2 separate regions of the Homo sapiens genome follow, and region 2 is linked to region 1. The links are chromatin loops, found by intact Hi-C in ENCODE. Cell type or tissue: mammary epithelial cell. All regions are shown on one strand. Each heading gives the region's core, and the rest is flanking DNA. Links, peaks and the distances in the headings are about the cores only. Region 1 overlaps PER2 (period circadian regulator 2). Region 2 holds the start of LOC107986003 (a long non-coding RNA gene).

Region 1 (15,093 bases), core at 4,745-12,744:
ATCCCCATCACAGAGCCTTTTAGGGCCATATCAGAAATCGAGTCCCGTGAGCTTACTGCCACGTCGATGGCTGCGGGCAGGCCGCCCGTCTGCATCCACTGGTGGACCTCGCGCAGCTCCTGCTTCTGACTCTCCGTGAACCTGGGCTGGAGTTTCTGTAGGAGCTTCAGCTTCTCTCTGTCCTCCTTCAAAACCGCTTCTAAATTTCTTCGCAAGATATTTAGAAATCGGTAAGCTTTCAAATGTCTTAAGGGTATCTATTTTTATTCTTTCAGAATAATGTAGTTTTAGATGATTTTGTTTAATGCAAATTTCCTTTTCTTTAAAAAAATTTTCATTTAAGGTAACTTAATCTCCCTAGTAAAGAACCCGTAGTTTTTCTATGAAAATGATGATTCTGGTCAAGATTTAATTTTTCTGTATTTTACAATAGGCCTGGGAGCTGCGTATCTGCAGGTGTAACCTTGTCCCCTGGGGCTCAGGTCCACACAGGCATGGTTCATCTGGGAGATTCTTGCCAGCAGGACGGCATTCCCCTGCCACTGGCCTGTGCTGGGCTGGACTACAGCTGCCCTGGAGATGGAGCCCCCATATCCACTAGCTGACCAGAGGACTTAGGGGTTTGATATGGTTTGGCTCTGTGTCCCCACAAAAATCTTATCTGGAACTGTAATACCCATGTGTTGAGGGAAGGACCTGGTGAGGGGGGACTGGATCATGGGGGCGGTTCCCCTACGCTGTCCTGGTGATAGTGAGTTGTAACGCGATCTGATGGGTTTATAAGTATTTGGCAGTTCCTCCTTCGCTTGTGCTCTTTTCCTGCTGCCTTGTGAAGAAGGTGCTTGCTTCTCCTCCCTTCCACCATGACTGTAAGTTTCCTGAGGCTTCCCTGGCCCCGCAGGACTGTGAGTTAACTAAACCTCTTTCCTTTATAAATTACCCAATCTCAGGTATTTCTTTACAGCAGTGTGGAAACAGACCTACACAGGGTTCATTTTTCCTTCCTTTCTTTCCTCCCAGCTTCCCATGCCAAGCGGGTGCTCCGCAGGGGAAGGGACCACATGCAGTTCCCTATGGCAGCCTGATGTGGACACAGAGCCCCGGGTCACTGCAGAGCAGCCCGCTCCCTGGGCTGGTCACCTACCTTGACACTTGGTTCCTTCAAGTCTAAGTCAGACAGCCAGATACACCCCATTTACCTCACAGGGTTACTGGGCAACAAAGCAAGAGATGCTGGCACCAATGCTTTGTGAAAATTGAGCATGGCACTGTGAAGGAGGCACCAGGAGCCTGTCTTCCTCGAAGGCTGTAGGGTGTGAATCCACATGGCCCCGGCTTATCCTGGCCACACTGCAGGGCCAGGGCCACCCTGTACTAGCCTGGCAGAATTGTCCAGAGGGAAGCCTGCTTCTCTGCTGCACTCAGCTAAATCTAAGTCTTTCAGAGGGGCGTCCCGCCCCATCTGAATGACCTTGACCTTGTTGTTTCTGGGAGCTCCTGAACCCCATCCCTCCCCAGGTGCCTAGGAAAACGCTGGGTGGTTACCGGGAAGGCAGCTGGTACGTCATCATGACGCTGCTGTCCGCATCTGCCATCAGCAGCCAGATGGGATCCTGCAGGACGCACTTAATGAAATGCTCACTTTCTTCCATACCAGTGTTCATTTTTGCTTTGTGATTATTCTCTGAGGAGTCAATGCTTCCAAAATATTTGCTGGTATGACTTGTGTCACTACTGCCTTTAAAAACAAAAAACGTGGTGCGTCAAAACATTGACATATGAAATTAAACCTTGCATAATGTGCTTCCTCAAAGTCAGAATGATTTGAGAGAGCCCAGTGCCTTCTTAGGTATTGGGTATCTATGCCGGTGCATGTTCCCCTTCTCTCCCACTTCTTGAATGCTCTGGGTAATTAGGAAACAGGATCTCTGCTAGTGCCATGCAGGCGATTCTTTCCTGTGAAGCCCTGAGCAGCTCAGGTGGAGCTGCGTGTTAGAAGCCTTGACCTTCTCTCCCAAGCTCTCACCATCTCCACTCATGTGGACCACAGGGCACTGCAGTTTCCCACAAGGGGAGGCAGCTGGCCTGGAGCGCTCCCTAGCCAGCCTCACCTGTGCAGCACGCCTGCGAAGGGAGGCGAGGTGAAAGCTCACTCCAGAGAAGTAGGGGAGCTTCAATTTTGTGGAGAGTGTGTACATTTCTGGTGCCTGAGATTCCAGATCACATGTGAAAGATCCCAGCGGGTAGAGGCTTGCAGGTGCTCCATACCCTCAGTTCACACAAGTGGAACTAAAGCAGGAAGGCAAACCACTATCTGGGGAGTCAGAGGGCTGGTCCCACAAGGAGCCAGGGTGTGAGGCCTGTAGGCACTGAAATCAGAAGCAAACAGGGAGGATGTGGAATTCTGACTAGCTAGGGCCAGCCATGCTGAACAGGGAGAGTGTGTCTGTGTGGGTGTCTGCATGGGCTCTGACAGCTGCTTGGGGAGTGCCGGTGATCCCTGTTCTGAGCACAGAGGCCGGCCTGTGACTCTGGAGCAGTGCATCCTGCAGGAACCTCCCAAGTGCCTAACACCCCGCCAGGGCCAACATACCTGCCCCACTCGGGGAGGCGTCGCAGCCCAGTGAGCCGGAGCCCAGAGACTCCGAAGCAGCAGAGCCCGAGGCTGAGCAGAGGTCCTCATTCAGCAGGAGGTTTAGGAGGCCGCTTGACGTGGAAAGGGCGTCACTGTTCTGTGTGTCTGAGGGTTCATCACGCTTTAGGGACAGGAAGCAGATACTGCTGTTCAGGGGCTCAGTCAGGACACAGCATATGCAGCGGGGTGGGGGTGGGGGGCATGAGTGGGGTGAGGGTGGAGGGGTGCTGTGGAGCGGCTGCAAGGTTCACGGCCAGGGACGGCCTAACGAGCAGACCACGCATCACCACCAGGCCTACGGTGCAAATTCCACTGATGCTCTATGGATGCCGTCTAGTTACATTTAATTTTCGGAGAGTCACATGGAAGACGGCAATACCTGGGCTCCAGGGGGGAAAGCCTCAGGCTGCTCCTTGGCCACAGCCCCCTCCTCACATGCAGCAGACATGGATGGGGAAAACGCCTCTCACAGCACCCGGTGTGGGGGCTGCCTTGGGATTGAGGGCGGGGCCTGGCCTGGGGAGCATCCCTGACCCTCCTCTCCTTGGAAACCCAGACTGCAGGCCCAGGACTCCAGAAGCAGGAGCCCGGAGGTGGCAGGAGGACTGGGAGAAGCTCCACAGATCTACATGCTTGCACTTCCTCACCCGGGAGCCCTAGGTCCTCTGGCCAAGGCAGGGAATCGCCTGAGGCCTACGGACTGCACTGCTGCTGGCGTTCCCACACACTTGAGCTCGTTCAGAAACACAAGCGTTTAACTGCAAATACAACTACCGTTTCATTAACTGGTTAAGAATCTCACACAGTGTCCCTACGCCTGCGGAGGATGGAAACTGAGGTCACGCTGGTTTTAGGGCTGTGTCCCCCTCCTTCTCCGCCTTCACCGGGGCCACCTGAGCCAGGCTCCGGCGCCACACCCTGAGGAGCCCTAGCTCTGGTATTTAACCTGACTGTGCTTTATCTCTGAAGCGTCATTTAAAAAGTCGAAGCCCACAAATACTGTCAAGTCACATGCTGCTTTCTGGAGTCTGTATCACAATCTCTCCTCCTTCATTCAGATTCCACGACAATAAAAGGCTTCGAATAATCTACTCTGATAGGATTAAGTGGGAAGCATGAATTTCTGGCACACACATTCATGGCAAAACCTACAGGGTTTGGTGGAAACCTCAATCGTGTAACCCCCATGTCTGAACTGAGGATGTGCGGCCGGCCTGCCAGGTGTGCTGTTTGCTGCCTGCTTTGGGGAAAGAGCATCAGAAAATCCTTACGGTCAGAGGCGCCTTCGGCTGCTGGTCCCGAGAAGTGCCAGGTTTGCAGTCCGCCCCTACAGCTGCTGTCTCTGTGGCCCCTGTGGTCCCCATGGCTCCAGTGCCACCCTCAGGGGCTTCCTCCAGCTGCAGCAGGTTGAGCTGCAGGGGCGAGCTGCTGCGGGACTGAAAGAGCGGTGGGGAGGCCCTACCCATGGCCGATGGTGGGGTGGCCCGGGTGGCTGGACAAGCACATGGCTGTCTGGGGATCGAGGTCCGGCTGGGGAACTCAGGCTGTGAGGCAGAGGCCATCTCGGATGTGAGTGTGGGGTGGCTCGGAAACTGAGGCTGGCTGGGGAAGAAGGCCTGGGGCAGGTTTGGGGTCCCCGAGGGGAAGGAATAACTGGGTAGCATGAATGCCATGACAGGCGCCAAAGGGGCAGGGAAAGGTGGGGGCTGGACTGCAAACTGGTGCTGGAGGTCCACGGGCACAGCAGGCACTGTGAAGCTGGCGTGGGGAGGTGCCGGGGGTGCTGCCACAGTCCCTGGCGCTGGAAACACGGGCAGTGAATAAGCTGCTGGCACTGGGGCGGGAAAGGGCACGGCTGGGCAGCTGGACTGGGACGTGTCTGAGGGTGACCAGGCTGTGGCGTTCAAGCCCACCAGCGGGGGCCGGGCGGACACGGGCCCCCCAGATCCGGTGCTCTCAGATGAGTCTCGAGGTTTGACCCGCTTGGACTTCAATTTTCTGTTCTTTCCTGTTTTTTTCCAAGGTGAATCTATTCCGGAAGTATTTCTTAGTCCAGGGGCAGCTAATGCAGAAAAACAAATACTCGGAGTTAAAATTTTAACTCCAAATTTGAAGACACCTCTTCGTTCAACAGTCCTGGGTTTCCAAATGCTGGCCCAGGGCCTGCCTGGTCCACCGAGCGGTTTTCCCTGATCCTCAGTGAAGTGAGAAAAATCAGGGCAAAACATCAGGTTTTTCCATAAAACTAAATTGAATCAACTTAAATTACAAGCTCTTAATTGCAGGACACATTCCTTATTTTCTTCTGGTATTAAATGTCCTTTCTTTTATGAAATGCTAATATGATAAGTGGTAATACAAAGTTCTATTTGTTAAATAAATACACTAAAAAGCTGTCATGTCTCTGCTGTTCCCCAGTATTTGGGGGAAAAATTGGTTAGTGAAATCTGAACGGGAGAGCCACTGACCTCCTCTATTTTTCAATTTATAAGCACTGTCACTACTGTTCCTTAAAGAGGGATGTTTCCTCTTTCACCTGTCAAACAGCCTGAGCAAGATCAGAGGGGAGCATTGCCTTGCAACCAAATTCTTCCTCTGCAATAACGAGTGCTGCTGAGTAAGGCATTCTTCAGGAAGATGGAGGGACTCAATTGGTAAAGGAGGGACTCTGGGTATGTCCCCATGGCCTCCCTGGGGAGTGGGAGGGGGATCCAGGGAACTTTGGTTTTCCTCTCACATCACGCGGAGTGACTTGGGGCTCTTGCAGCAGGTGTCTGGGACATCTGTCAGCTGTGCCAAGGCAGTCCCATGCCTTTGGGATGTGCTGAAGGGAAATGGGCTAGTCCAAGGCAAACTCCTATGTAAATGGAGGTTTTGCAATTCAGCCTCTCTATCTGGTGTTCTTCTCACAAGAAATCTGTCCCCTGGTGGGAACAGTGGCTAAAGCACTGGGCTCCTGGGATGTCATGTCTGGGTCTGGCAGGGCTGCCCTAGGCAGCTCTGTAGTCTGTGCACTGCATAAGGCTACAGAGTTGTCTAGGGGGCAAGCAAGAGCGGGAACTCTGCACTAGGCTGGTCCCATGGGGTGGGTCTGCTCATGGCCATGGAGTACACCTTTTTCTAATTTCTACAGAGGTTCTCTATGGGCTGGCAGTAACTCTTGAATCTGGGGAAGAAGGAGAGAAAGGAAAGAGTGGAGAAGACATAATCCTCAAGGAAGCTGTGGGCTTAATTTCTTACAAATTTCCCTTGGTGCGTCTGCCCAGAGACCCGGGGGAGCTGGGTCCTTGTGGTGAGTGGCTTCCTGGGCTCACTGGCTCTGATCCCTGTGCCAGCGTCCCAGGGGGAAGGGAAGAGGCCCCATCTCTAACAAGTGTCTGGGGGTATGGGAAGGAACTGGGGGATCAGGAGCCAGACTTCTGGGCCAGGAAAGGGGTGAAGAAGCTCATCTATTTTACTTCATCCCTTGACCTTCAACCCCCCAAGTGGCACCTGGCCTACACAGCAGCTTCCCACACCATGACCATGGACTCTGCCTGACTCTGGAGTCCAAAGCCCAGCCCTGAGGCTGGCCCAGTCAGGAGGGTGCATCTCCTGGGGAGAAGGGCACCAGAAATGGTACATCCCTCCTTCCTCATGTGCCCAGCACTACATGCCCACTATCTTGAGGTTGAATTCGCTGATTCTCTGGAGGTCCCGTCCAGGTGGGGCCCCTGCCCACATGGTTACTCAGGCAAGAAATGTGGACATGGCAGCACTGCCCTGCCATGGTTCTTCCCACCTCGGGCACTAGCCTGGGACTATTCCCCAGGGAATGCAAGCTGACATCCCGAGAGCACCCCCCCGGTGGGAAGTTCTACAGAAACAGATGGCGTTGCCAGGGAAGTTCCAACAGCTGTCTTATATGTTAATGCTTCTGAAACTGGACACATTTCACATTTTGAAACCAGCACTGGACTCAGTACCAACAGGAATAAAGTTTTTTAAAACGCACTTTTAATTCGGGTATCACTTACTTCGTTCACTTGGCTGCCCCTTGGATCTTTCTTGCAAGTAGTAATGGCAGTGGGACTGGAAAATGCTGAGTTTTCTTATTTCTTTGAACTTCTGCAGGAAGCTCTGCTCCTCCTTCTGTGTGTGTGCAGCGAGTACCTCCTTGGTGAGGCCCAGCTTCTTGAAGGGCTCCTTCTCTTGGCTGAGACCACAGGCCAGGGCAGGGCCCGCCAGGCAGTCCAGGGATTCTGGCCCACTCGCAGCATCTTCCACCATCTCTGTAACACAAGAACCCAGGGCTCTGGTCCACACGTGCCCTGTTTATTATTTTAAGGCCACACTATATTCACGAACAAGACAAATCATTCACGTATAAAGTAATTTCATGATGCCTGTGGCATGAGGATGAGACTCACAGCGTTTTCATTTAGCTTTCTGAGAAAGTTCATGGCAAAAGGCAAGAAGCAGAGCAGGACAGCCCTGACAGCCAGGTGCTCAGGAACCTGGGGCTGAACAAACGGAAACGTGGGGAACCTTGGGCTTCAGCTCTGCTGCTGAAGATATCCCTCGGCTGTCCTTAGCTTTCAGAACACCAGAAACTTGGATCAACGTGCTGAGTCTTTCCGGGTTTGGGACCAGGCATGGTGATAGATGGGACCCTATGGGCCCATGGGGCAGACAGGACAAGGGACAGGCAGGGCCACTGACCATCCTGAAAGGGAGGGCTTGGGGACTGGATCTTGGACATACACTTTTTCCTTATCATTTCCCTCTTCTTAGTAAAGAACAAATTCAGGATTCATTTTAATCATAATATTCTAAAGAACAAGAACACTCAGCCACCAATGCGCTCATTGTAAATCTGTTTACCACCTGTACTGGCTCCTGTCCACAAACAGGGAGAGCTAACGGTCGCACCTTCTGCTGGGCAGAGGAAAGAACCCCAGGCCTGCCCAGGGAAGAGGGAGGTGGGGCCTCGCTCCCAGTGCTCTCCGCACCAATTAAAGGGGATAAGATCTTGCACCACAATCAACCCTCCTGCGTTGATGCCAGAACAGACAACTGCCACTGGAGGGCACCACAGGGCAGCAGAGACCTGGACAGGTTGCTGCCTGGGCCCTGGCTGGCCGCACTCCACCCTGCATTTTACGTAACTGGATTTCCTGAAACGCCCCCTATCGGGCTATGGTGGAGTTCTTCTGCACTTAGAAAAATTTAAGATGGCAAACTTCTTGTTTTCATGGTTAAAAATCAAACTGCTCTCTGATCCAAGAGCCCATAGTCATACCTAACTCCGGCTGCGGCTTCTTGTCTCCCACATGGACGATGGTGCTGCTGTAGCTGCACTGGCTGGTGAGCGACGCCACACTCTCTGCCTTGCCCGGCAGTGCCAGCGAGGTCAGGTGCGTACCTACTCCCGTGCGGCTGTTCACCCTGGAGGGCGGCTCTGCCTCTTCATGAGAGGAAGGGGGAACAAACATTAGTGTGTCATTACAATGCACTGTGCAGATGAGAAACCGACACCCAAGTGCCCATACAGCTTCCACACCAGGGTGCACACAACCCATCCCATCCCATCCCACAGATGCTCTGGCCCAGGCATGGGGTGATTTGTCCCCAATGTTTATTCATAGAAGAATAGTGGAAAAGAGAAAGTTCTGAAATGGGAGCAGTTACACACTTAAATCCTGAGGCCTCTGCAGGGAGGCGCAGCAGCTTGGCAGCTGCAGGGCACACTTGGTGAGGGGCTCTTGCCTGCAGCCAGGCAGCCCTTCTGCAGGCCTGTGGGGAGGGGCTTTCCGACAGTCAGGAGCCAACCATAATCCGGGATACCCTGTTTCTTTCTTTTTTCTTTTTTGAGATGGAGTCTCGCTCTGTCACCCAGGCTGGAGTGCAGTGATGCAATCTTGGCTCACTGCAACCTCCGCCTGCCAGGTACAAGCCATTCTCCTGCCTCAGCCTCCCAAGTAGCTGGGATTACAGGCATGCACCATGATGCCTGGCTAATTTTTGTATTTTTAGTAGAGATGGGGTTTCACCATGTTGGCCAGGCTGGTCTTGAACTCCTGACCTCAAGTGATCCACCCACCTCGGCCTCCCAAAGTGCTGGGATTACAGGCGTGAGCCACCGCGCCCAGCCGGGGTACCATTTCTAATCCTGGTGGTGAACATCAGCAACACTGACAGCGTTGTGTTAAGCAGCCTGGGATTTAATGTGATTTATGGGCCATGTTAACATTCAGGCCAAGGGCCCCTCTGAGACACACTGGAAAGAGGGCCTGCCCTAGACTGACAACTTGAGACCAGTGTGGCTGCATGAGGGGGTCAGCAGACGGCCCCTCAGTGTGGCCGCATGAAGGGGACCAGGAGATGTCCCTGCAGTGTGTCTGCATGAGGGGGGTCAGGGGACGGCCCCAGGCCTCCAGTAGCCCCACTGGCTTCCTGTTCTCAAAGCCAAGGCTCTGACAGAACCATCTTTGCCTCTAGTTCCTAAGAAGGGTGCTGACTTTTGAACTACTTTCATCATTTGAAAAACAGCCTACACCCTTACACTGTGTCCACAGAAGCCATGGGGACGTCTGACTCTACTCCAGAGGATTTACATTATTTCACATGTACATGGCTCTACACAGATTAGATACCTCCAGCGTGTGGCCCTGGGCTGACTGTGGCCTTCCGCTTATCACTGGACCTTAGCGCTGGGACGTTTGCTGGGAACTCGCATTTCCTCTTCAGGGTGGCAGCCTCATTGCAGCTCTCCAAGTACCTGTGTGAAAGGCATGAACCACTGGTGAGGCCACACAACATGAGAGGAGGGAAGGTGTGTGAGATGGTGGAGACTCGGCTGGAAATGCCGGCATACCTGATGACGCTGTCCAAGCAGCTGATCTGCTGGTAGGAGCAGGTGGGCTGGTTCTTGCAGGCCAACTCCTCGGGGAAGCTGACCCCCAGGCTGTCCTTTTCCATGGCAGGGACAGCTTTCTTCTCAGCTGGGGGATTAGTTTGCATTTCTGAAGGAATGGCAAAATTGTTCTTTCATTCATTTTTCTCCCACAGAAAACGCTGTGTATTTACAAAGCATTTTCGTTCTACCTGAAGACAGGGCTGGGGACTCAGAATCTGCTTCATGAGTATGGAAGCCTGGGGACAGCCTGGCATCTGGCAGCCCTGTGGGCACGAGCACCACAGTGCCGTCCACAGAGAGACCTGGGGGGGGAGCTGCTGCCCAGCCTGGTGTCTGCTTCTCTCTGGGGTCTAGGCTGTCCCCAGGGGTCAGGGACTCAGCAGTGGGAGACAGCAGTTCTCACTTGAACTCTTAAACTTTCAGGGCCAATGAGAGCCCACGTACTTTATGCTCCTCCTGGGCCAGGCCAGTGTTTTCAAGGTGATCCCTGCTAGTAACAATTATGATGACAACTGCCTGCTCACTGTGCTGCAGATTCGACTCTTGCCCCAACGACATTCATCACATGCCTGTCCCCTAGGGACCCTCAAGCAAAGAGCTGTGTCCAGCTCATTAGCGTGTCCCCAACACCCAGCACAGAGTCCAGCAGGCAGCATGTCCACCAACACATCCCCAAGGCCAAAAGTCCTAGCGGTGTCTGGCCAGAGTGTTCCCCACGGGAGGCTTCGGCCTGAGCACAGAGAATGAGCAAGGGCCCACCAGGGGGAGGGGACTGGGATGCATGCATGTGTGCACACGTGTCTGTGTGCATGCTGTGTGAGAAATACATGCGGGACAGAGGAGCAGCATGAATCTGAACCCGCGCATGACACTGTGAAGCTGCCTGGGAAGTGTGGCGCTGTGGTAGGAAAGGGCTGCTGCAGTGGGGGTGGGTCGGCAGCCCCTGGGTGGTACTCCCCACTTCAGACAGGTTTGGTTTGAGTGTATGTGGATGCTGGGCAAACCGTCGGCAGTTGTGTGTGTGTGTGAGTGAAGGGTTTGCAAGTGTAAACACACAGCCATACAGCTACTCTGTACAGCAAGAACAAGCGGCCCAGGCCGTGGCTCCCAGGCACACCCTGCTGGCAGGCCAGGGTGCAGGAAGGCACACTGGTCACAGCTCCCCAGGCCTGCACACCTAGCCACACCCCGCCAGGCCTGCAGGGCATCAGGTGCCCAGTGTGGACATCAGTGCCTGCACTGGCTGAGTGCAGGACTGGGCTGCTCTCGCCTCTTGGAAGCTGCAGACTGTGCTGAACGCAGAAGGGGGTGTGACACGGCTACAAGGTAGACTCCCTGCCAGCCAGAGTCAGCATTTAACCCAGGTTCCCTCTTCTCATGTGGCCATACTCTAGTTTCAGTAAGGAAATGTTGAATATTTTTTTTTTTACCTGTAACGGATTTTTTCTTTTGTTCTCCAGATTCATGAGAATAATGACTTCTATTTTTGGTCTTGTTACCATTTTTACAAATTTCCTTGAAGAAAAACAAAATGAACACATTATTCATTCTAGGAGACCTCCTTCAGTCTGTCCGGCAAAGTGAGAACAGAGGATGGCTGAAATAATTTCAGCAACACAGAAGGAAACTGTGGATGAGAAATCTGACAGGTGTAGAGCTAGATAAAACCTATTTGATGATCCTAAAGAATAATAAAAAATAAAGCAAAACGGCACATTACATTTTTTTTTTTTTTTAAGACAGAGTCTTGCTCTGTCACCCAGGCTGGAGTGCAGTGGCGCAATCTTGTCTCTCTGCAACCTCTGCCTCCCGGGTTCAAGCCATTCTCCTGCCTCAGCCTCCCGAGTAGCTGGGATTACAGGGGCGCGCCACCATGCAAGGCAATTTTTGTATTTTTAGTAGAGACGGGGTTTCACCACCTTGCCCAGGCTGTTCTTGAACTCCTGACCTTAGGTGATCCGCCTGCCTCGGCCTTCCAAAGTGCTGGGATTACAGGTGTGAATCACCGCACCCAGCCCACATTTTCTTCTTTCTATCCTAGTTAAATCTTCACTTTTGCTTGTTTTGTCTGTTTTAAATAATTTTCAACCAACACTTAGCTATGGTTTCTAGCTCTTTCAACTCTTAAGAGATTAAAAAGTCCCAAGTGGACAAAGTTTAGAAAGGAAGCAGCAACAGCTGCAATCAGGAAGCCCCTCCTAACTGCCAAAGGTTGTCTTGAGTGTGCTTTTTAACTCTGGAGGGACATCCACAAACTCATTTTCTCAGGGAGAATGGAAGGAGACGTACGGCTCTCCTCCGGCGTGAGTCCTCATGGCCGTTGCTGTCGCTGGAGGAGGTCTGGCTCATAAGGTGCTCGTGGGACCCGTTGCTGCCCAGACTCCCGTAGCCACTGGAGCCGCTGTGGGGGACGGGCTGGGGAGACAGCAGACAGCGCTACAGACACAGCCAGGGCTGCTGAGCTATGCATGTGGCCCCCTGCCAACACACCCTGTTTCGCAGAGAGGATGGCGACCCGCCTAAGGCTACATGGCAGAGACCAGGGGAGCTGAGGTTTGAACCCCAGGGTCAGCTCCAGAGGTAGACTCCTGGCCTCCAGCCGCGGTGCCCCGACCCAGACATGCAGTCACCGAGGAGACGGCACCAAAGGAATGTGTCCAACCCGCTCATCAACGCATGGCTGCAGCCAGCCACGCCTCTGTGGATGGGTTTAAAACAAACAAGATGCGATGACAGCTTCACTCCACAGTCTCCGGGAACTGACAGGCAGGCGCCTACTCAGGTGTGGGGTTGACTGCAGTGGGCCTGATTTTTTTTAGGGACCTTGAGTACAATGTCCCTCCCTTAAGTCCCACTGCTCTGGATTAGAATGAGCCCCCGCACCACTGAGAGGTCACTCTGGAACTATGCAGCCTGTGTCAGAGCACGGGGTCTGCACACGTCCTTCAGCTACTCACTCAGGGCTGCAGTTCAGACAAGGTCGAATGCAAGGCTGGAGAGAGCCAAGGGTACTATGGACTGTCTCGGACTAGCACAGTCTATGCCCAAACTGTCCCCTGGGGGATGTTCAGAGAATGACAGATGAAGCTGTCTGAGTGGGTGTGCCAGGACCAGGGTTCAGAGCCTATGTCCTCTGCAGGGGGCTCTCAGGCTGCTACCTGGGAGGAGGACATGCAGGCACCACACCCACCTGCAGCAGGAGCCGGTGGATCTGCTCTGTGAGCTCCTGAATGCTGGGGTGCAGGGCCTTCTCCTCTGTGCAGGGGTGGGCTGCAAACACGTCCTCATTCAAAGGGCCCCTGCGTGGTTTTAATTCATCTTGTTAGATGGGGCCCCACAGGAGGACCTCTCTGGCGTGACTGTATAGCCACTACATGCTGCCTGCCTGGGTGGGCCCTCTGCCTCTCCCCTGCAGCCCCCCAGGCTGCTGCCTGTCCACTCCCTACTCTGCTTGAATGAGGTCCCTCCCACTTGGGGGCAGAGGACAGGTCACCCCTGCCTAGCAGTCTGGGGCTCCAGATTGGTGGCAGGAAGCAAGGTTTCGGTCTTGGCCTCTCAGCCCCTCCCTATGCCATCTGTTGCTGGGAGGTGAGGACAGCCCGAGACCCCCGCCCAAGACCCCTGAGCCACCTCGGGCCCTTGGAGCACTCACACCCTGACTTTGTGCCTCCCAATGATGAAGGAGATTTTCCTGCTCCATGGGTTGATGAAGCTGGACCAGCTGGTGTCCAACGTGATGTACTCTCCGTTCCGGGCGCGAAACCGAATGGGAGAATAGTCGAAAGGCTGCCCGCCTGACTGCAGGACTAGGAGAGCAAAAGCCAGCATTCAGGGGAAAAGGGGAGCAAACAGGATTTATAGTAGAGAGAGACAAGTCAAGAGTCACTCAGGCCCAGGATCATTTGCAAACTGTAGGGGTATGAACACTTCTTCAAAGCCACTGCTTTCAACCTCCTGTTTTTGCTGTAGATTACCAGGAGGCTGTTTCCAGCAGGAGCTGTTTCATCCCATGTTTCACCTCTGCTAGTGTCACTTGCATCTATGAGGGCTGGGCTTGGTGAGGACATGCACTGTGCACTCCCCTGGCCTGGTGAGAACCTTCCTAGCCACAGATGAACTGGTCTCCCCTCCTCCCATGCGCCACTGAAGCCAACAGTAAACATAAGATGCTACGGACTCAGGCCACGGACTGAGAAACAACTGGCCACAAAGGAACTCACATGAGTTTACCCCTCTCTCTCGACTCCACTGGGCACTGCAGTGCCAGGAGGGAGGCGGCGAGGCGGGCGTCTACCACCTGCTTGTCCTTAGCTGATCTGACCTGTCAGAGCTAGACTGGTCCCAAGAAGCAGCCCCAAGGACACAGGAACTTCCGCCAAACACTTCAGGATGTACCATGAAAAGGGGACCTACTCTTTTTGTGGATGGCCAGCATCAAGGGCCTGTCACTAGGGTGGAGCTGCACGAGCACTGGGGTTTCAATCAGGTCCTGAGGTAGGTAGCCCAGGAGAGGGACCGCCCTGGAAGGCAAGCAGACACACGCTAGGATTGGCATCCAAACAGATGAGGAGATTGTCACTAAGAACCATCTTATTCCCTGGAAAGAGAAGATACACTCCAAACCCCACCCCCTCCCCCACCCCCGGAGATCAAAAGTTGGACTAACAGAACCAGCTAGACTTTTAATCAATAGCAAACGAAGGTTCACTGTCCAGGACGCTGAAGGAGGCTCCCTCTGCTGGGGCCTGAGTGCTTCAGCTCTGCGTTTCACCTCCCAAGAGATAAGTCATGATCATGCTTTTGTTTTCTTCCTTCCAGCATCTTTTTCTTTTTCAGTGTCATTCATTAGTTTGGCCACATGTGACCTGGCATGGATTTTTGCTTAACAAGTTTTGCCTGGGCCTCGGAAAACCCTTTGTATGTGCTTCTTTTCCAGCCTGGTCTCGTGTGACTTTGGCCTCAGCATCCAGTTGGTTTACTGTGGCTTCTTTGGAGTCTCGGTGGCTGGCTGGGCCTCTGCCCTTTGAGCTCATGCCTCCTCCCAGAGCTGTGGCTTTGCTCCATTGCAGGACGGAGCTGAACTTCAGCAGCACCTTCTGCTTCTGTTTGTGTCCAGCGCCCTCTGCCGGCTCCACCGACCATTTCTTCTCCCGATCTGCCTCTTAACACTTGTTGCATCCAAACCAATGTTTCCTCAAACTCTGCTGCTTGTGTAGAAGGATTTTCCCTGTGAATCTTTAGACCATGGTGCAGAACTTTCTCAAGGGCCTGGCGTTATTCTTTGATTTCCTCCTTCTTGTCTGAGGCTCTCTCTTCAGGCCTCATGTTTTCCTTTGGACAGGATATACAGAATGTTCCTGGCATCCGTCCCATCAAGGCCTTGCTGAAGGAGGAAGAAGAGGAAGGAAGAGGAGAGGAGTGGGGGAACAGGAAGGAAAAAGAGGGGGAGGAGGAAGAGGAGGGAGCAGAAAGGGGGTGGAGGGTGAAAAGAAGGAGGGGAGGAGGAGGGGGAGCCCTGGCTGTCCTTGGGCTTTGTGAGCCAGGCCACACACAAGGCTTC
Region 2 (15,093 bases), core at 3,763-11,762, 210 kb after region 1:
AGAATCAAGCTGGCTTCACATCCCCAACAGAAAACCAAAATAAATATACAGTGTGAGATTTTCACCAGCAACAACCCAGGACTCAAAAAGAGTATGAGACAGATTCTGGGGCCACAAAGAAGTGAAAAAACTCCAGGCAGATGGTAGGAGAGCCAGACTTGCGCACCCATGATGCCCCTTCCCCGGATTCTGCCTAGCAACAATTGAGTGGAGAATCTTTCCCTGACAGTATTAGTACACTGCTATGAAGAACTGCTTGAGACGGGGTAATTTGTAAAGAAAAGAGCTTTAATTGACTCACAGTTCTGCATGGTTGGGGAGGCCTCGGGAAACTTACAATCATGGTGGAAGGGGAAGCAGGTGCCTTCTTCACAAGGTGGCAGGAGAGAGTGTGTGTGTGAAGGAGGAAGTGTCAAACACTTATAAAACCATCAGATCTCATAAGAACTCACTCTCACGAGGACAGCATGGGGAAACCACCCCATGATCCAATCATCTCCCACCTGGTCCCTCCTTCGACACCTGGGGACTATAATTCAAGATGAGATTTGGCTGGGGACACAGAGCCAAACCATATCACCGACTCACCGGTTTTTACACTGGGAAGGGTGAGACTGAGGTGGTCAACCAGCTTTCCCACCATGCTAGAATCCCTGGCAGGAGACCTGTCCTTGCATTAACCGACAGGCAGCAGCATGACTGCCTGAAGAGGGAAATCTGTGGGGACAGGCAGTGACAAATGGGGGAGGGGGAACTACCATCCCCAGCCCTGGAGAGACTGCTCTGTAACAGCCACAGGAGATGCCAAATCAGAGTGGCTGTTCAGCAGCAGCCACTGGAGGAGGTATGTTTCCCAGCTCCCTTGGGCACAAACCCCTCACCAGCCTTGTCACACTGCTGGGATAATTCCTTTGGGACCTTCCCAGTTCAGGACAGGCAAAGCTCCCATCATGTTCTGGAGTTGAGGTGAGCCTGGGCTTAACGTGCCATGTGGAGCTGAAAAGGAGGCAGTGACCTAGTGGTAAAGACTTGCTAAGCAAAAATATCCAATAAAACCCAAAACAAGCCAGACAGAGAAAACTGGAATAAATAATCCTTCAATGCAAGGACAGATGTATACTCACAAGAAACAACAGCAAACAGGGAACTGTGACCTCTTCAAAAAGGACAAAGCAAAAATCTAGTGACCCTAACGAGAAGACAGTTTGTGAGCTCTCTGACCAAGAATTCAAAATAGCAGTTTTACAGAGACTCAGGGATCACCAAGAACACAGAAAATCACTTCTGAAATTTATCAGAGAAATTTAACAAAGATGGAAATAATCAAACAGAAATCTTGGAACTGAGAAATACATTTGCTGAACTGAAGAACTCATTAGAGGCTCTTAACAGCAGAATGGACCAAGCAGAGGAAAGAATCAGTGAGCTTGAAGACTGTCTCTTTGAAAATACACAGAGGAGAAAAAAGAATGAGAAGGAATGAAGATCACCTACAAGAGAGAAAATTACCTCAAAAGACCAAATCTGAGAATCATGGGTGTTCAGGATGCTGAGCAAGGGCAAGGGGTAGAAAGCAGATTCAAAGAAATAATAACAGAGAACTTCCCAAAGCTTGAGAAGGAGTTAAACATCCAGGCACAGGAAGGTCTAGAACACCAAACAGATTCCACCCAAATAAGACTACCCTAAGGCATACACTACTCAAACTCTCAAGGTCAAGGACAAAGAGAGGATCCTAAAAGCAGCAAATAACATAAATGAATGGAGCTCTGATTCATCTCACAGCAGAATTCTCAACGGAGAACCATACCCTAACCCTAACCACCTTTAACTTGGGGGGTTTTGGCAGGAGGGAATGGAATGGAATTTTCAAAATGCTTGATGATTTAGTCCTGGAATGTGCATCACCCAGAGCGTTGCTCGGAGTGCAATGAATGGAAGGAACCTCCTGCCAAATCCTAGGCTTGCGCTGCATAAAAGCCATTCAGTACAGCCTGTTTGGAAGAGCTTTAAGTTGCAGGTCCAGCCTCTCACCCTCGGCAAAATCCCATCCAAGGAAGACCTCATGAATGCAGATATAGGGGAAGGCCTTCTACCACAGAGACCTCCTCATTCAGCACTGGAATAAATGTTCACCAGAGACCCAGTCCTTATGAGTGCAGCCAGTGTGAGGAAACCTTCAGCCAAGGGCCCCACCTCACTCTGCACTAGAAAGTTCTGGCTGGAGGAGGACCTTAGGTGTGCAGGGAATGTGCACTGTCCTTGTTTGACTTAACAGCGCATGCCAGAGAGGAGATCTGAGAGCAGAGCCTTTGTGGGGATGGCCTTGAGAGCAGCCTTTGTGGGGATAGCCTTAGCCAGAAGTTGAACTTCTGTTCACATGTCCACATTGGGTGCTGCTCATGCATGGTGCTGGGTCTGTGGGAAGCTTGCAGGAGCTACATGGCATATTCCAGCCTGCCCAGAGCCCTTGCCAGAGTCATATCACTGTCCTCCTCTACCAGCTGCCGGGGACTCCTGAGCCACCCCACTATGCTCTTTCCAGTCCCTTGAGGGAAACCCACGTAGCCTGAGCCCCCATTCCCTTCTCCCTGATTGGATGGATGGGGCGTGGACATGACCTAGCTTCGGCTAAGGGGACCTTAGCCAGGGTCTTTTTGTGGCTCACAGGGACGGTTTACATTTTTTCATGGATGTTGCTGGCCTCATATGACTCTGGGTGGATTTGTCTGGCTTCCACCTCAAACTTCTAAGGGAACTGCCTGCCTCATTAGGCTACCTTTAACTTGGGGGTTTTTGTTTATTATGTGGAGTGGCTGAGAACAGAACTGGGATCTGCCATCATTGGAGGTAGGGATGGGGTGTGGAGGCAATAGGATACAGGGAAGAGCTCTCAGTCCATTTGGCTGAAGTTTGTTGCGTAAGACCTGGGAATGACTGAAGGGCTCTGTGTGCAGCTCAGTGCTGTGGCCTGGATGGATGTCAGGATTGTTTCTGGGCCCAGGCCACCCTGAGGAGAGAGTGGTTGGTAGGACAGTCCCAGCACGTCTTGGGGCATCCTGAGCTTGGTCCCTTGTATCCAGGGATGTGTCTCACACATTCCAGTTCCGTGTGGGGAAGCTTTTCCCTGGGACTGCCAGGAGCCAGGTGCCCTGAAGTGCAGAAGCTGGTGGGCGGTGTCATTGATGGTAAGACTTGCTGGGGCCACGTAGGAGTCATAGTGCAGGAATACTAGGTCTGAATAGTTGGGAGTGGGGGAGACTGCAGCAAACCTAGGGGAGGTGCCCCTTCTAACCGGGCATTCACACATGTTCAGTAGCTGCTCTGTGAGATGACAGTGCACAGAAATGCTGAGGACCTCCAGACCTGTGTCCCACAGCCACTCTCATGGGCGGAGCGAATAATCGAAAGCAGCCTAGTCCAGGGTGGAGAAGTTCACTGGGTTGCCCTGGGCCAGGGCTTCATGTTTGGTAGGGTGAAGCTGTGGGCAGGAAATTACTTGCTGGGATGCCAAAGAAATTTGCGGGACAGCTGCTTGCAGGGCATGCTTTTGGACTTGCTGGGAAGCTGGAGCAGGCTGGGCTCCCGGGGAATGCTGGGCGGCTGCCTGTGGGGCAGCTGAACTTTTTGGGAGGCCTGGGACAGCCGCAGAACTCAGCCAGGATGCTCCGTGTTGGGTGCTGCTGAAACCTGCTGGAGGTAAACTCCACTGGCGTCCCACATACCCGCGAGTGCCAAGGGAGTCGGAAGGAAGGAAAGCACAGTGGAACTAGGAAGAGAAACCCCTTCCTCTTACCAGTGTCCCTCCAGAGCCGCCCACTGACAGGCTCATCAGCCCTGTGCCAGCTGGCAAGGAAGGTGTGCTCCTGGATCCCGGCAGAGCACTGGGGAATGATCTGCAGGCTGGAGGAGGAGGCGTGTCATGTGCTTGAAGCAGTGTTGCAGGCTTCTTCCTCAGGGGACCCAGCCTTACTTTCAAGAATCTTGGCCTGTGAATTGAGCTAGGTCTGGGAACTGGGAGAGAGGCTGTTGCTATCCACAGCTGTGACTCAAGTCAGATTTTTGGCTCCCAGACCTAAGGTTTTCTGCTTTATTCCGTCAGTCAGTCCTCTTGTATTCCTAGGGATACCATGTTCAATTAGCCACTGGCAAAGAGCCCTGCGGACCAGGGTGTTTTGATCCCCAGCGTGTGTCTGCTCCCTCCCTTGGCAGACGCAGCCGCCTGGTCTTTGCTGGTCAAGTCCTGGCATTTGGCCTCTGCTCCTTTGGAACCCTATCATCCCCATTGAAATCAGAGAGCCCAGCTCAGTGGCAGTGTCCCTGCCATCGCACCTGCCTGCCAAAGAGAGCAGTTGCAAAGCTTCTCAGGGATGCAGGTGCTCCCAGGCATTTCTCAGTGCCCAAGTGAAAGTGAGAGTGCTTTGGAGCCTTCTTGCAGTGTGTAGTTGAGAGAGAGGTGTGCGGGTCACACATGTTAAACCCAGTCCAATGGTCCCATCTCCCTACGCCTCTGGAATCCCTCCTCCATGCTGGGAAAGCTCTAGCATCTCAACCTTGTTAAGTGTAGGTCATTTCTGAGTTCAAGTTTCAGTCAAACAATCAAATAAGCAGTTAGAGCCATGTGGCTTGTTCCTGGGGCGTGCCTCATTGATGGATCCAGTACGTGGAGTGGTGTGAACCTTCTGCTTCAAGGCGAGAGACCACAATTGGTGGTGATGTCAGGTAATGGGATTTTTTTTTTTTTTTTGAGACAGGGTCTGTCTCTGTCACCCAGGTTGGAGTGCAGTGGCGCAATCTCAGCTCACTGCAGCCTCTGCCTCCCGGATTCAAGTGATACTCAGTCTCCTGAGTAGCTGGGATTACAGACGTGAGCCACCATGCCTGGCCAATTTTTGTATTTTTAGTAGAGATGAGGTTTTATCATGTTGGCCAGGCTGGTCTCAAACTCCTGGCCTCAAGTGATCCACCTGCCTTAGCCTCCCAAAGTGCTGGGATTACAGGTGTGAGCCACCATGCCTGGCTAGTACCAGGATTTCTTACAAGGGCTCTTTCTAACCCACTGCCTTTTGTTGGAGAAATTGATGTTATTGGCATATTTTAAAAATCATGTCCAAATGCAGCTACAGAACATGAAGAAAATATTTTCTAGAGTGAAATGCTTCAAAGAGTGAACAAGGAATCCATCTGCTGCCATTCCCCCAATCCGCTCTGTCCCAGTCTCCAGGCTGCGAGGGGGGCCAGTGTGGTGTCTGATGACGCTGTAAGTCATCCTCAGGGACAGCTCCAAAGGTTTAGCATCACGTTTGATCCAAATGTTCAGAACGTCTCACAGATGGGTGTCATTTCTGAAAACCTGTAACTGTAGGCTAAAATTTTCTGATTTAGTTTAAAAAAGGAATAAAAAAGAATAAGCAAAGAAACTGCCTGGAAGTGAGACCTGTGCTTTAGCTGGACTTAGCCATCACTGAACCAGACACAGATGCTTTGGTGAAGGGTGCAAAAAGGTCATCCCTTCATCCCTCTCAGAAATGAAAGTGAGGTAGTTGACAATAATGAAAAAACGTTTTATTTATTAAAATGGGTGATCATTAAAAATGTCTATTTAAAATGAGAAGTCTGTGTTTGTGAATGCTGAAAGCTGAGGAATATTACCATTGGTCAGTGGTTCTTAATTCTGGCTGCACAGTGCCTGAGGTGTGTTAAAAAGCTCCCGATGCCTGGGCATTGTCTGGATCAACTGTGTGTTAGTTTCCTATTGTTACTAACAGATGACACAAGCTTTGTGGCTTAAAACAAGACAGATTTGTTATCTTACAGTTCTATAGGTCAGAAGCCCCACATGAGCCTCACTGGGCCAAAATCAAGATGTGGGCAGAGCTGTGTGTTTCCTGGAAATGCCAGGGAGACTCCATTTCTTTGCCTTCTCCAGCTTCTAGAGTCTGCCCACATTTTTGCCTTGTAGCCCCCTCCTCCATCTTCACAGCCAGCAACAAAGTCCTGGCTGGGGGTCCTCCCCACACCACATCACTCTGAGCTCCACTCTGCTGCCCTCCTACACTTTTTAGGACCCTGTGATGACACTGGGCCAACCAGATCATCCAGGATGATCTCCCTCTCTTAAGGGCAACTGAATAGCCACACTAATTCCATCGGCAACCCCAGTTAGAGCAGCATATTCACAGCTTCTGTGAACTAGGATGTGGCCATCCCCGGGAGCCTCTTACCTGCTGACCACAGCCGTAAAATCGGAATTTCTGGGAGTTGAGCTTGAGCCTCAATAGTTTTAGAAACCCTCCCAGTGGATTCTAATATGAGGCCATTTAACTAGGACTGGTTATGGGGAACAGCTGGAGGGTTTCAAGAAAGGAAGTAATGCAGCCCAATCTGTATTTTAGAAATACTGCTCCAGTTACACTGTCAGGGGTGGGCTGGTGGGGGAGGGAGGACTGTGATGGGACTTGAGTCAGTGGACAAGCGACAGCTGTGGGGATCAAGGCAGTCTTGGTTTTGCTAGCCATTCCTCAAAAGGATCAATGTCCACTACGTGAGTACTGCCCTGGGGTATGGGAGATACACAAATATTTTGAGGAGTCTTGGACAAGACCGAGCCACAGTACGAGACACCCAGTACAGCACCTCCCACCCGCAGAGGTGTTTTGTTTTTTTTTTTTTTTTTTGAGTCAGGGTGTTACTCTGCCACCCAGGCTGGAATGCAGTGGCACGATCATAGCTCACTGCAGCCTTGAACTTCTGGGCTCAAACGATCCTCCTGCTTCAGCTTCCCGGAAAGCTAGGACTGTAGTTGCTCACCACCACATCTGGCTAATTTTTAATTTTTTTGTTTTTGGTGGAGACAGGGTCTTACTATGTTGTTCAGGCTCGTCTCAAACTCCTGGCCTTAAGTGATCTTCCTGCCTTGGCCTCCCAAAGCGCTGGGATTACAGGTGTCAGCCACCATGCCTGGACCTCCTCCAGAGTTCTTGAGCAAGGCCATGCCATTGGTGGCAGCGAATTACATGCCTTTGTGGAGATACAATCACACACCATAAAGTTCACCATTTTAAAGTATGCTACTTTAAAGTGTAACAGTTTTTAGCGTATCCACAAAGTTGTGCGCTGATCACCACTGTCTAATTCCAGAACATTTCCATCACCCCCAACAAAAAACTTCATATCTATTCGCACTCACACCCCAGTTCTGTCCCTGCCAGGGCCCGGCTACAATTAATTTGCTTTCAGTGTTTATGGATTTATCTATCCCATTTATACTTATGTAAATGGAACCATATAATATGTGGCCTTTTGTGAGTGGCTTCTTTCACTTAGCATGATGTTTTTAAGGTTTGCCTATGTTGTAGCATGTGTCAGAATTTCCTTCCTTTTCATGGCCAAATAGTATTCTACTCTGTGGATGCACCACATTTTGTTTATCCATTTATCAGTCCATGGACATTTGGGTTGTTTCTATTTTTTGGCTATTGCAAATAAGGCTGCTATGAACATTTGGGTACAAAGTTTTATATAGATACATGTTTTCAGTTTTCTTCAGTATATACCTGGGAATGGAATTGCTGGGTCATATATTAACTCAATATTTAATTTTTGAGGAACTGCTGAACTGGTTTTCTCAGTGGCTGAACTATTTTACATTCCCACTGTCAATGCACAAGGGTTTTGATTGCCCTACATTCTTGCTAACACTTGTTATTGTCTGTCTTTTTGATTTTACTCCCCCTAGTGGGGATGAATTGGTATCTCACTGTGGTTTTGATTTGCATTTCCCTAGTGAGTGATACTACCACACATCTTTTCATGTGCTCTTTGGCTGTTTACATATGTCCTTTGAGAAATGTATGTTTAGATCCTTTGCACGTTTTAAAATTGAGTTGTCTTTTTATTGTTACTTAGAAGAGGTCTTTATATATTTTGGATATGATTCTCTTATCAGATATTTGATTTGCAAATATTTTCTCCCATTCTGTAGGTTTTCTTTTAACTTTCTTCATGATGTTCTTTGAAGCACAAAGGCATTTAATTTTGAAGAAGTCCAACTTATCTATTTTTCATTTTTACTTGTGCTTTTGATGTCAGATCTAAGAATCCATTGCTCGATCCAAGATCATGAAGGTTTACTCCCATGCTTTCTTCCAAGTCTTATAGTCTCTTAGTTGTTACATTTTATGTCTTTGATCCACTCTGAATTAATGTGTACATATGGTGTAAGGTAGGGGGCCTAACTTCATTCTTTTGTATGTAGATATCCAGTTTTCCCAGCAATTATTTTTGTTGAATAGTCTATTCTTTCCTCTATTGAGTTGTCTTGGTGCCCTTGTCAAAAATCAGTTGACCATGGCTGGGTGTGGTGGCTCACACCTGTAATTCCAGCACTTTGGGAGGCCAAGCCAGGTGGATCACCTGAGGTCAGGAGTTTGAGATCAGCCTGGCTAACATGGTGAAACCCCATCTCTACTAAAAATACAAATTAGCTGGGGGTGGTGATGGGTGCCTATAATCCCAGCTACTCGGGAGGCTGAGGCAGGAGAATTGCTTGAACCCAGGAGGTGGAGGTTGTAGTGAGCCAAGAGTGCACTACTGCACTCCAGCCTGGGGGACAGAGGGACACTCCATTTCAAAAAAAAAAAAAAAAAAAAAGGAAAATCAATTGACCATTAATATAAGGTTTTATTTTGGACTCTCAATTCTATTGATGTATTTCTAACCTTATGGCAATACAATACTGTCTTGATTACTGTTGTTTTGTAATAAGTTTTGAAATCATGAAGTATGAGTACTGCAAGTTTGTTGTTTTTCAAGATCATTTTGGCTATTCTGGGTTTCTTACATTTCCATATGAATTTTAGGATCAGCTTGTCAATTTCTTCAAAAAAAGGCAGCTGGGGTTTTTATAGTAATTGTGTTGAATCCATTGAGTATTAGGGGGAATATTTCCATCTTAACAATATTAAGTCTAATAATTCATTATCCCAAGATATCTTCCAATTTATTTAGGTCTTCTTTGATTTCTTTCAGTAATGTTTTATAGTTTTGGGGGTGCATGTCTTGCTCTTTTTTGTTAAATTTATTTCTAAGTATTTTATTCCTTTTAGTGCTATTGTAAATGGGATTGTTTTCTTAATTTCATTTCAATATGGGAAGCATAACACAGTGCTTGCCTGGTAGGGTTGTTAGGACAGCTGGATGGGCCAGCAGGCAGGCACCTTACGATGCCTGTCTTTTGAGAGATGCTCAGTGAGCACTGGCTGTCATGGCTCCTCCACCTCTCTTCCCGCTCCCCGCCACACCCAGGACCCTGAATGAGGGTGGTGCTGTGGCATCCTAGTTAGAGCTTGAGGCTTCAGAGCCAGCGGGGCTAAGATTATGGTGCTAATATGCCCTAGCTGGGGGGCCTTGGGAGCGTTTTATAGCTGACTGAGCTTCTGTTTCCTCATTTGCAAAGTGGGGCTGCCAATGCGATGTCGTTTGTGGGATGTTGTGAGGGATAAACGACGCAATGCAGCTCAGACACGGAGCATCATGTCTGGCCCACGCTTCACTGCATCCGGGATACCAGTGTTGATAAATGACATCACTGACTATGCCAATCACAGTTGACACCGCCATCGCTGGTGTGACGCACCCTGGCATCAGAGGTGGTAAAATGTGGACCCCATGTCTCTTGGCATTGCAGAAATGCAGGATTTCTATCATGCAGTTGCCTCTTCCACACAGTGCATGGCCTGGACAATCCCAGCAGGCTTTTCCTATGTGACTCACTTTCATGTACATTTAAAAAAATTAGGAAAGAAGCTTTCTGTGACCCCCAGGTACTCCAGCTTCTGTTGGTGGAAGTCAGGAGATGTTACAGGCCTAACGGAATCAAGGCCTCAGGTATTTAAGCTATTCTTTGTTTCCTACAGGAAAGAGAACTTTATACACAAGGTGGGTCCCCTGAAGATTAGATTATCAGTTGGAAACCTGAGTTCCAATGTATTCCCACTGTTGGATCTCTGAATGCTGTGCTTTTGACCGGGGTCTCCTGGGCCCCATATTCTAATGGTCAGTTTCAGGTTCCTCTTCTTTCACCTCTGCCTGTGGAGGCAGGAGGCATGCAGTGATCATCACCCTCCTTCTTCCAGTGTTTTCAGTCTCTGCTCTCCAGGGACCAGTCTTCTGCATATCATGTCTCCTGGTTCCATCACAGCCATGTGAAAGCACAGTCACCCTGGAGAGGAACAGAAGGCAGAGTCAGCCCCTACCTGTCTTACGTGCGCCAGGGAAGAACGGACTCATGGCCCTTCTGAGACTTCAACCTGAGGGTCGGTGAATGTCAGAACAGCAGCAACAGCGAGGGCTGACTCCGGCTTTGACCTTCAGACCCTGAGCAGCCAGTGGAGTCTAGCTCAGTCTCGGCTTTCACTGTGGACACTGAGGCTTAGGGAGGTGAGGAGACACAGCTGGCTGTGGTGGGCCCCCGCCCTGGCGGTGCCAGGACCAAGCCCAGGGCCTGTCTCATGCCGTGCCCTATGCCTTCTGAGCTGAAGAGGAGCCTGTTCGTTGAGGAACTAAGAGTGGATTAGAAGAGTAACGGATGCTTTCTACAGAAGCAAGCGGCCTGGGTTTGGAATGAGGCAGCCTGTTCGTTTGCTGTGCGTCCTTGTCCCTCTCAGAACCTTCCTATAGTAGGCGCTTTATCAATGCTGGTCAGTGAAGGAATGAGTGAATGATGTTTTTCAACAAAAATGAATTCATTTTGTGGACTAAAATAGCCTCTGGGGAGCCCATTGCAGAGACCCTGCCATCCGCGCGCCCCGGGCTGCCTGTGGCTCTCCCAGGCTGCTTTCCCTGCAGGTCTTGTACGTGGGAGTCTGGCCATCCAGCATCCCTGGGAAGGGGTTTTTGGGAAATGTGCATTTATGGATTTGAAATCCCAAACAGGATATCCACACTGCGTTAGAAGGCACAGTTGGGCTCTGAGCCAAGCTGTGGTGAGCCCTGGGCTCCAGGGCGGCTCTAGAGGACCGAGGGGCCCCGGGCGGGAGAGGTCGTGCTGCGCTGAGAGCTCACATTTCACGGCTTGTAAAACCCAATCGGAATTCCAGGTGTGCAAACCACATTTGATGTCCCAGTAACCAGGTAACAGCAGGATGGAGGACTTGGGGAGAGACTTGAGAAGCTTCCTGAGGAGGGTTGCCAATCCACTGGCCCTCGCCTTCCCAACCCATTGCTGTGGCCAGCCAGCCCTGTGCCCTGTCTCCTGGCCCCAGCATGGAGAGCTGTGCACTTCCCCTGACCACACGGCCTGCTCATTGCACAGCTGTGCAGGGCCCTTCCTCTCTCTTGGATGCCCCACTTCAGATGCTGCTTCTGCCAGGAAACCTTTCCCTCCCCTCCCAGCTGAGTGGTGACCCCACCCCAATCTCTCACCAGAGGCCTGTAATCTTAGACATGCCTAGCAACAAACATTTGGGGGAAGGGTCTGTGTACAGGTTTGTCATCTTCATGCCTGGAGGAGGCGGCAGAGGTGATCAGTGAACAAGTACAGGTCAACAGCCAGGGTAGGGAGGTGTGCTGGAGGGGGGGTGGTGGGTCCTTCTTGTGTAGAGACCCGTAGCTGATCTCTGCCCGAGTAGCTCTAAAGCCTTCTACTTCTTAAGACCACTAGAAGGAGATAAGTTTTACCCTTCTGAGTTAAAACTTTAAAAAAGCCCCCACAATATCCTAATCTATGTGTCAAAAGCCCCCACAATATCCTAATCTATGTGTCTTAGTCCATTCCTGCTGCTGTAACACAGTCCCTGAGACTGGATAATTAAAAATCATAGCTATTTTTCATAGTCCTGGAGGCTGGGGAGTTCAAGATCAAGGCACTGGCAGGTTCAGTGTCTGGTGAGGGCCAGGTACTTCTACGATGGTACCTCGTTTCTGTGTCCTCACATGGCAGAGGGGGAGGAAGGGCACTTAACTAGCTCGCTGGAGCTGCCCCCCCATTTTGTTTTCTGGAGACAGAGTCTCACGCTGTCACCCAGGCTGGAGTGCAGTGGTGCAGTCACAGCTCACTGCAGCCTTGACTTCCCAGGCTGAAGTGATCCCCACCACCTCTACCCCCCTGAGGAGCTGGTACTACAGCCATGTACCTCCACACCAGGATAATTAAAAATAAATTTTTTTGTGTGGATATGGGGTCTCACTATGTTGCCAAGGCTGGTCTCAAACTCCTGGGCTCAAGCAATCCTCCTGCCTCAGCCTCCCAGCCCCTTGGCTGAGATTACAGGCATGAACCACTGTGCCCAGCCCTGGAGCCCTTTTATAAGGGAACAAATCCATTCTTGAGGGAGGAGACCTCATGACTGAATCACCTTCTAAAGACCCCACCTCTTTGGGTCTTAGGTTCCAATATATGAATTTTTGGTGGGGAGGCACATACATTCAAACCATAGGATCATGGCAATGAGGCATTTCTGAAGATGGACTTTTATTTATTTTCCAACACTGATGATAGGAAATCCTGTAGGATTAAATGATGCCCACTTACATTTGACTTTCAGATAAATCATACGTTTTATTATAATTATGTCCCATGCAATATTTAAATTTAACTGGTCCTCCTGTATTTTTTATTTGCTAAATCTGGAAACTGTATTTGGAATAAGCTCAGGAATAAAATTCAAGTTTTTATGAGTATGTAATGCTCTCTGTGGAAAATCTGACTCATAAATAGGGATGATGATATTTTGAAAAGCAAACAAAGTAATCAGAAAGACATTTTTTCTTTACAAAACCTAAATAAACCCCTTCTAAATTAGCTTTTTCAAACAACCTAAAAAGAATTAGTGATTTCCCAAGTACTCATTGTCCATACATCTGTTGATAGTAACCATTGCAAGGGCCTGAAAAAACATACATGTTTTGTAAAATGTTTTCCTAAAGCCTAATTTCTTGTATTTACCCATTTTTTTTTACCCTTCTTATTGTTCTGTTTTCATTCCTGATGTTTCAAGATTCCCTCTTTTATCATTTCCTTTCCATTTCAAGAGCTTCCTTAAGCATTCTTTGAGGATAGGTCTTGTGGTGCCAAATTTTCTTAGTTTTTTTTGAATCCAAGAGGGTCTTGATCACCCCCTTCATTTCTGAAGGATATCTTCATTGACAGTTCTTTTCTTTCAGAATTTGAAAAATTTTCTGCCGTTTCCTTCTGGCTTCCATGGTTTCTCATGAGCAATCTGCTGTCATTTGAATTGCTTCTTTCACATAGGTAAGGTGTTGATTATCTCTCTGTTTGTTTTTTTTTTTTTTTTTGAGATGGAGTTTTGCTCTTGTTGCCCAGGCTGGAGTGCAATGACACGATCTTGGCTCACCGCAACCTCCACCTCAAGTGATTCTCCTGCCTCAGCCTCCCAAGTAGCTGGGATTACAGGCATGCGCCACCATGCCTGGGTAATTTTGTATTTTTAGTAGAGACGGAGTTGCTCCATGTTGGTCAGGCTGGTCTCAAACTCCCGACCTCAGGTGATCCACCCGCCTTGGCCTCCCAAAATGCTGGGATTACAGGCATGAGCCACCGTGCCCAGCCGATTATCTCCTATTTCTTTCAAGATTTTTCTTTGTTCGTAGTTCTCAGGAGTTTCATTATGATGTATCTTTGATGTGAATGTCTTTGAGGTTATCCTGTTTACCATTTGCTCAGCTTCTTGTATCTATAAGTTTGTGTTTTTTTGCCAAATTTGAGAAATTTCAGCCATTATTTCTTTGAGTACTTTTTCAGTCCCTCCCTTTTTCTCTTCTTTTCCCAGGACTCTCATGACATAAATGTTACATCTTTTGTTATAATCCCACAGGTCCCTGAGGTGCTGTTCATTTGTTTTTCAGTCTGTATTTTTTTTCTCTGTTGTTTAGATTGTATTGTTCTCTCTTTCAGTTCACGGATTCCTTCCTCTGTCTTCCCCATTCTGTTGTGGAAACTATTCAGTGAGTTTTTGTCTTTGTTTTGGTTATTGTATTCTTAAGTTCTAATATTTCCATTTGTTTCTTTTTCATATTTCTATTTCTTTGCCAAGGCTTTCTGTTTAAAAAAAATTTGTGTCCAGTATGTTTCCAATTCCTTGTTGAAGCATTTTTATGATGGCTGCTTTAAAATCTTCATCAAGATATTGAATATTATTAACACAGAAAAATGATAAACATTTGATGGGTATGTTATTTACTTGAATCTGATCACATTATATGTATTGAAACATCACTATGTACCCCATGAATATGTGCAATTATTATTTGTCAATTAAAAAATAAAATTAATTGGCTGGGCACAGTGGCTCATGCCTGTAATCCCAACATGTAGGGAGACTGAGGCAGGCAGATGATGAAGTCAGGAGATGGACACCATCCTGGCTAACACAGTGAAACCCTGTCTCTTCTAAAAATACAAAAAAAAAAAAAATTAGCTGGGTGTGGTGGTGGTGGGCGCCTGTAGTCCTAGCTACTCAGGAGGCGGAGGCAGGAGAATCGCTTGAACCCGGGAGGCAGAGGTTGCAGTGAGCCGAGATTGTGCCACTGCACTCCAGCCTGGCGACAGAGCGAGACTCTGTCTTAATAAATAAATAAATAAATAAATAAAATTAACAAATAAAAAAACCCTCATCATGTAATTCCCGTGTGTGTGTCATCTTGATATTGGTGTCTGTTTACTAGTTTTTTTCATTCAAGTTGATTATTTTCCTGGTTCTTGGTATGACAAGTGAATTTAAGTTGTATCCTGGACATTTTGGGTATTCAGGATCTTATTTAAATCTCCTGTCTTTTCAAGCTTCCTCTGACACTTTGTCACCTAAGAAAGTGTCAGGAGGAGTGGAAGTCCAAATTCCCCTCTCAGCTTTTATTGCCACCCAAAAGGATGAAGAAGGATGTTTTACTACTCCTGGGTATGGGTGGTGGTAGACATTTAGGCTTTACTGTGCTTCCTTTGACACAAACCCAGTGGGGAGGGGAAGGGCCACCTTTTACTGCCAGGTGGGGATGAAGATTTGACCTACTCACGTGGCCTTCTCTGATGCTCTGGGGAGTTGGAGGCATTGCTTTTCTTGATCTTAGTTTGGGAGA

What was found. Peaks named below come from ENCODE experiments on the same cell type or tissue, not always from the same donor. Only the 100,000 strongest peaks of a DNase experiment are listed, where the experiment ranks them.
Region 2: a loop joins it to region 1, with 21 times the contacts of the local background. A loop is called at or near these places in 3 of 110 quality-filtered maps.

What each region holds. Positions count from the first base shown.
Region 1 is chr2:238,249,006-238,264,098 of GRCh38, forward strand. PER2 (period circadian regulator 2) reads right to left here. Exons shown (of 23, transcript NM_022817.3): 10 at 13,947-14,053; 11 at 13,186-13,339; 12 at 12,724-12,832; 13 at 11,823-11,948; 14 at 10,964-11,048; 15 at 9,492-9,639; 16 at 9,271-9,395; 17 at 7,917-8,081; 18 at 6,652-6,906; 19 at 3,907-4,697; 20 at 2,594-2,756; 21 at 1,546-1,738; 22 at 57-207. Among named protein-coding and RNA genes, the nearest start is that of HES6, 17 kb to the left of the region's middle. RefSeq lists an enhancer at 14,778-15,093. In mammary epithelial cell, for the core only: CTCF peaks have their summits at 7,746 (motif pointing right) and 10,649; a DNase peak (open chromatin) is centred at 7,746.
Region 2 is chr2:238,455,262-238,470,354 of GRCh38, forward strand. It overlaps LOC107986003 (a long non-coding RNA gene), which reads right to left and starts at 5,602. Exons shown (of 2, transcript XR_001739969.2): 1 at 1-5,602. RefSeq lists an enhancer at 1-65. In mammary epithelial cell, for the core only: a CTCF peak has its summit at 7,737 (motif pointing left); a DNase peak (open chromatin) is centred at 7,720.